Regions from separate parts of the Homo sapiens genome. Here region 2 is linked to region 1. Evidence: read pairs that join two places in POLR2A ChIA-PET (ENCODE). Cell type or tissue: GM12878. All regions are shown on one strand. Links, peaks and the distances in the headings refer to the core of each region. The heading gives the core; the rest is flanking DNA. Region 1 has its middle 15 kb from the start of ZMYM6. Region 2 overlaps TMEM35B (transmembrane protein 35B).

The links. Peaks named below come from ENCODE experiments on the same cell type or tissue, not always from the same donor. Only the 100,000 strongest peaks of a DNase experiment are listed, where the experiment ranks them.
Region 2: POLR2A ChIA-PET joins it to region 1 with 5 read pairs; 23 of 35 experiments call an interaction of 5 or more read pairs at or near these places.

The regions. Positions count from the first base shown.
Region 1 is chr1:35,045,499-35,048,417 of GRCh38, forward strand. No RefSeq gene overlaps it. Among named protein-coding and RNA genes, the nearest start is that of ZMYM6, 15 kb to the left of the region's middle. In GM12878, for the core only: a CTCF peak has its summit at 1,712; no DNase peak of the experiment used is centred there.
Region 2 is chr1:34,979,032-34,981,950 of GRCh38, forward strand. It overlaps TMEM35B (transmembrane protein 35B), which reads right to left. Exons shown (of 3, transcript NM_001195156.2): 3 at 2,349-2,919. The coding sequence ends at 2,913. Among named protein-coding and RNA genes, the nearest start is that of TMEM35B, 4.9 kb to the right of the region's middle. In GM12878, for the core only: no CTCF peak of the experiment used is centred there; a DNase peak (open chromatin) is centred at 1,766.

The DNA.
Region 1 (2,919 bases), core at 231-2,730:
TTATGATGGTAAGAATCAAGGAAAAGGTTTTGTTTTGTTTTTGTTTTTGTTTTTTGAGATGGAATTTCACTCTTGTTGCCCAGGCTGGAGTGCAATGGCGTGATCTCAGCTCACTGCAACCTCCGCTTCCCAGGTTCAAGTGATTATCCTGCCTCAACCTCCCAAGTAGCTGGGATTACAGGCATGCGCTACCATGCCCAGTTAATTTTGTATTTTTAGTAGAGACGGGGTTTCTCTATGTTGGTCAGGCTGGTCTTGAACTCCCGACCTCAGGTGATCCACCTGCCTTGGCCTCCCAAAGTGCTGGCATTACAGGCATGAGGTTTTTGTTAATATGCACTTTACATCACCCCTTTTCTGGTGATTTGGGAGCACTACCTTGGTCTGCATATGTGGCTTAAACAAGATGGAAATTTATTTCTCTTTTACATACATAGAAGTTCACAGGTTGTTGGTATGGCAGATCCATAAACATAAAAAAAGTACAAATTATAAGTGTAAAACTCCATGAATTTTGTTATTATTATTATTATTACTGTTATTATTGAGACAAGGTCTGACTCTGTCACCCAGGCTGGAATGCAGTGGCACAATCTCAGCTCACTGCAACCTCTGCCTCCTGGGCTCAAGTGATCCTCCTGCCTCCGCCTCCTGAGTAGCTGGGACTACAAGCATGCACTACCATGCTTAGCTAATTTTTGTATTTTTATAGAGACAGGGTCTCACTATGTTGCTCAGGCTGGTCTTGAACTCCTGAGCTCAAGCGATCCATCTGCCTCAGTCTCCCAAAGTGCTGGGATTACAGGTGTGAGCCACCATACCTGACCAGCTCCATGAATTATTACAAAGCAAATATAGTATTTTAACCATTAACCAGACCAAGATATAGGACATTACTAGCCCTCCAGAAGGCCTACTTCTGAGGAAATGAACTTTGGAATCCTTCTGTGAGTGCCTTATTTTATTTTATTTTATTTTATTTATTTGAGACAGGGTCTTGCTCTGTCACCCAGGCTGGAGTGCCGTGGTGCAGTCATAGCTCACTGAAGCCTTGAGCTCCTGGGCTCAAGCAATCCTCCCACCCCCAGCCTCCTGAGCAGCTGGAACTATAGGGACACCCTACCATGACCAGCTAATTTTTAAAAAAAATTTTTGTAGTGATAAGGACTCACAATCTTTTCCAGGCTGGTAATGATAAATTTTAAATTGGGAGGATAAATAGTCTTCTGGCAACCAGATGAGGGGGTGGACTTAGGGGAAAATTGGGGGAACAATGGTGCCAACACGAAGTCACATGACCCATAGCAAGACCAAGCAAGAACCTGCAAATAGAGGTAAAAGGGCCCAGCTTTGTATCGTGCCAAAACCAACTCCAACACCAAGCTTCTGGGTTCAGGGCAGAAAAACAAGTCAATGCAAGGGCTGTACCCAGAGGCATCTGGAGAAGAGTCAGACAGTGAATATGAACTATCCCAGGAACGTGAGCCCACACAGGATAGTGTTCAGCCAATATTTCAGCATGCCTCCGCTGTAGGTTTATTTCAACCTTCAGAGATTTGATGCAAGTCCCTTCCTCAACCCAGAATGAGGACAAATGCATCCATGGAATTACGTGGACTGAAGCCCTGGTTTGGCCTTGACCACATGCTGGTCCCAGACCTGAGAAAAACTCTCTTGCTACACCTCAGTAGCTACCATCTGACTGCCTTGGGCTCCCCCTCTCTCCAGCAGAGAGAACAATACTCAATCACTGCCCCCACCCACAAACACTCTGGTTATGCCCTAATTCTGTGGGGCCAGAACTGGTTCAGGCTCTAATCCAGAAACTGCTGCTTCCCAGAGACCATAGAAATATTCTCACTCTCTCACTCTCCCTCAGCCTTGATCATAGGTCTCCCACCCATGGCCAGAGCTGACCCAGCTCCTCAGCTCTGCACACACCTGCACACACTGGCCCTGCATCCTCTGACTGGACCCACTCTGGCCTCGATTCTCACCCTCACCTCCAGCTGTTGCTCCACAGGCCTCAGAAGTGAGGTCTCTTTCATTTTTCTTCCTTCACGTCAAGGCTTGACTCACTCTGTCTGCTGGGCTTCTCTGCACTTGGCATTTCCTTTTTCTCTGGTTATAGGAGGAGGAAGACAATTTCTCCCATGGGTCCCAGAATTCCTTTGTGGGATTAAATTGTCCTTATGTGACTCAGAAACCACCAGCTTGCCTCTGTTATCTGACCTCTAGGAATGGAACTTCTATTTTGTAACTCTGCTGGCCAGAAAGGGTCTCAGGAGGCTCTCTCTGGGACTTCCCCTTCTGGTACTCTGGTGCTTTACCTGCCTCTAAATTGAGCATGTCCTGTAAATGGCTCTCATGGAATGGTTTTCTTCTTTGAAAAATAAGTTTATAACAGCTTTTTTGAGATACATTTCACATACCATACAATTCACCCATTTAAAGGGTACAATTCAATGGATTTTTGTTTATTCACAGAATTCTGCAACCATTACCACAATTGATATTACAACATTTTCATTGCTAAAAAAAAAAAAAAAAAAACAAAAAAAGGCCAGGCACGGTGGCTCATGCGTGTAATCCCAGCACTTTGGGAGGCCGAGGCGGGCGGATCACGAGGTCAAGAGATCGAGACCATCCTGGCCAACATGGTGAAACCCTGTCTCTACTAAAAATACAAAAATTAGCTGGGCATGGTGGCGTGCGCCTGTAGTCCCAGCTACTTGGGAGGCTGAGGCAGGAGAATCACTTGAACCCAGGAGGTGGAGGTTGCAGTGAGCCGAGATCGCGCCACTGCACTCTAGCCTGGCAAGAGAGCAAGACTCCATCTCAAAAAACAAAAAAAAAAACAAAAAAGCCCTGCCCATTAGCAGTCACTCCCCATTTCCCACTGACCCCTAGGCAACTATC
Region 2 (2,919 bases), core at 234-2,733, 66 kb before region 1:
TTGGGGGGCACGTTTCCTGAGGCCTGGCTTCTCCTTGGGCTGCTAAGGAGGCACTGCTTGGGCTCAAGATCCTCCTGCTGCTGTCAATCCCAACTGCTCGTACACACCAGCTGCCCAGCCTACTCCTCTAGCACCCTGACTTTCCTGCAGCTGCTGGGCAGTCCTACAGCCAAGCTTGGGGGGCCCAGTAGCTGCTTATCAGCCTACAGACCCAGACTTGGTAAACAGGAGCCCTCAATCTAATGCTAGCTGCGAGAGGTTTTACTCAAAGTCCATCCTGGCAGGAGACGGGCTGGCGGTGGCATCCTGGAAGGGGTGGAGAAAGAATAAGGCCAGGATCCTCGGGGCTCCAGGCTCTACTTTCAGGGGCTTCAAAATTTTCAAGCAAGATGGGCACAGTGGCTAATGCCTGTAACCCCAGCACTTTGGGAGGCCAAGGCAGGTGGATCACCTGAGGTCAGAAGTTCGAGACCAGCCTGGCCAACATGGTGAAACCCCATCTCAAAAAAAAAAAAATTCCAATCAGAGGGGAAATGCTGGGAAAGCAGAGCAGATTTCATCACCCCAGACAGGTCATCCCATCTACCCTCAGATTGAAGAGAGCTGGGGTGCCATGCCTGTCCATTTTCAGCTTTGGCAGCTGGTGCAGTGAAAAGTTTGAGTTCTGGAATCAATTAGGACTTAGTTCTAGTTCCAGGTCTGATATATAGGCACTCAAGCTTTCCAAATGCATTTTCTCATCTGTAAAACAAATCAATATTTAATAATGACTAGCATTTACTGAACATTTACTATGTGCCAGGCTATGAAATAGTTACTATCATTATCCATAGTTTTCAAATAAGCTAGTAAGTGACAGAAACCATTGTCTACCCCCTCTTCTTCCTTGCTGACCAGTGTGGGTAAATCTTAGTCTAAGTCCATCATGGGAATTCCATTCTCCTGCCAGTCATTAGTCTAGGAATGGAAATGGGACATAGCTCTGCCCAGTGAGATCCATGCGAAAATCTAGGGTCTTCTTTTTTTTTTTTTTTTTTTTTTTTTTTTTGAGACGGAGTCTCGCTCTGTCGCCCAGGCCGGACTGCGGACTGCAGTGGCGCAATCTCGGCTCACTGCAAGCTCCGCTTCCCGGGTTCACGCCATTCTCCTGCCTCAGCCTCCCGAGTAGCTGGGACTACAGGCGCCCGCCACAGCGCCCGGCTAATTTTTTGTATTTTTAGTAGAGACGGGGTTTCACCTTGTTAGCCAGGATGGTCTCGATCTCCTGACCTCATGATCCACCCGCCTCGGCCTCCCAAAGTGCTGGGATTACAGGCGTGAGCCACCGCGCCCAGCCAAATCTAGGGTCTTCTAAGGCACCCTTCCTCTCTTTTCACCTTTCAATATTATAGCAAATGCACTGTCTGGAGCTGCTGCAGCTATTTCGCAATTCTGAGGGCAATAGCCAATACACTGAAAGCAGCAGAGCAGAAAGTTTAAAGAATGTTGATTCTTGATGCCATCATTAGGCAAACTGACCAACATTGAAACTGAAGTGGTTATCTCTGGACCTCTTACATGAGAGAAAAGGTTTCCTTATTGTTTTGACACTACCATTTATTTAGTGTAATCTATCTATCCTTACTATAGGCAGACTACACCACTATGCTTTCAGACTCAGAAGAAAAAAATCCAACTGAGAGTGTCACCTTGCCTGAGGTTCACACTAGTCAGAATGGGAATTAGCATTTTGTAGTGAACATGAAATGGAGTAATAGAGACTTCTTTTCCACCCTCAAAGCAATCTGTAGGCTGATAGCTAGAATATTTGCATAAATAAGTGAACTGTTTCTCACTATAGTCCCTCATGGGAGGTACATCACTTCCCAAAAGCCCACAGCCCTGCCAACCTAAGATAAAGATGGTGGTGACATAATAGCAGGTGCCCTAACGTGTTGTCCACTTTTCCCCTGAGAACTGTCACACATATGCACCCTTCCTACCCCCAAGGACCTCTGGGATTCCTCCCAGGCTTTGGGCCCTGCTGTACCATTCAGCATTTCATGGAGTTGGCTGTCCCTCATCTCCACGTAGGTGTCAAGGAGCACTGGACTGGGTGCCACAGATCACCACCAGAGCTTGATTTCAGGTCCTGTCAAATGACTCAATGCCTACCTGTTAGCTCTGCACATCTAATATGTCAGAGAAAAAAAGGAGTGGGAGGGAATCTCTAATATGTCTCAAAGGGCATAGGCAGAAGCAAGTACTTAAGCTCTGCATACAGAACCTGTACGTTTTAAATATGTATTAAAAACCTTAAAAACATGCATGTGTTTTGAACCAGCACCCTCACTTCTAGGGGAAGAAAATAAGTATGCAAAAGTGATTTACTGTGAGGCTTACGAGAGCAAAAAATTGAGAATAACCCAAATGTTCCTCATGGGGGATTAAATACATTATAGTACATCCTTGCAATGGAATACTATGCAGCCATTAACAGCAATGAGGCAAAAGAGACATGAAACAGTGTTATAGTTTATAAGGTTTTAAAAGGAGGAAATAAAATAGGATATATGGTTTTATTTTCATTTAAAAAAAATATATATCTGTTTAAAGGCACAGAAAAAAGTTCAGAGGTATACTTACACCAAGGCATTAAAAGTGGTTATTTGGGGCATCAGAATTTTGGTTGATTTAAATTTCTTTTCTGCTTATTTTGTATTTTCATATGACATGAGGAATGTTAATATGCATAACATGTACTCCTCACAAAAGAGTAGTAAAGCTAAAAAGAGAAAGCAGTGCCAGGTAGACAAAATGTCTCTTTCAACACTGGCTGACCCTGGATATTATACTGGTAACAAGATGATAGACTCTGTGTTCTACCATGTTCCTGCTGTGACAGCTGCATGGCATAAAGAGACAGAGATGCTCTACTTC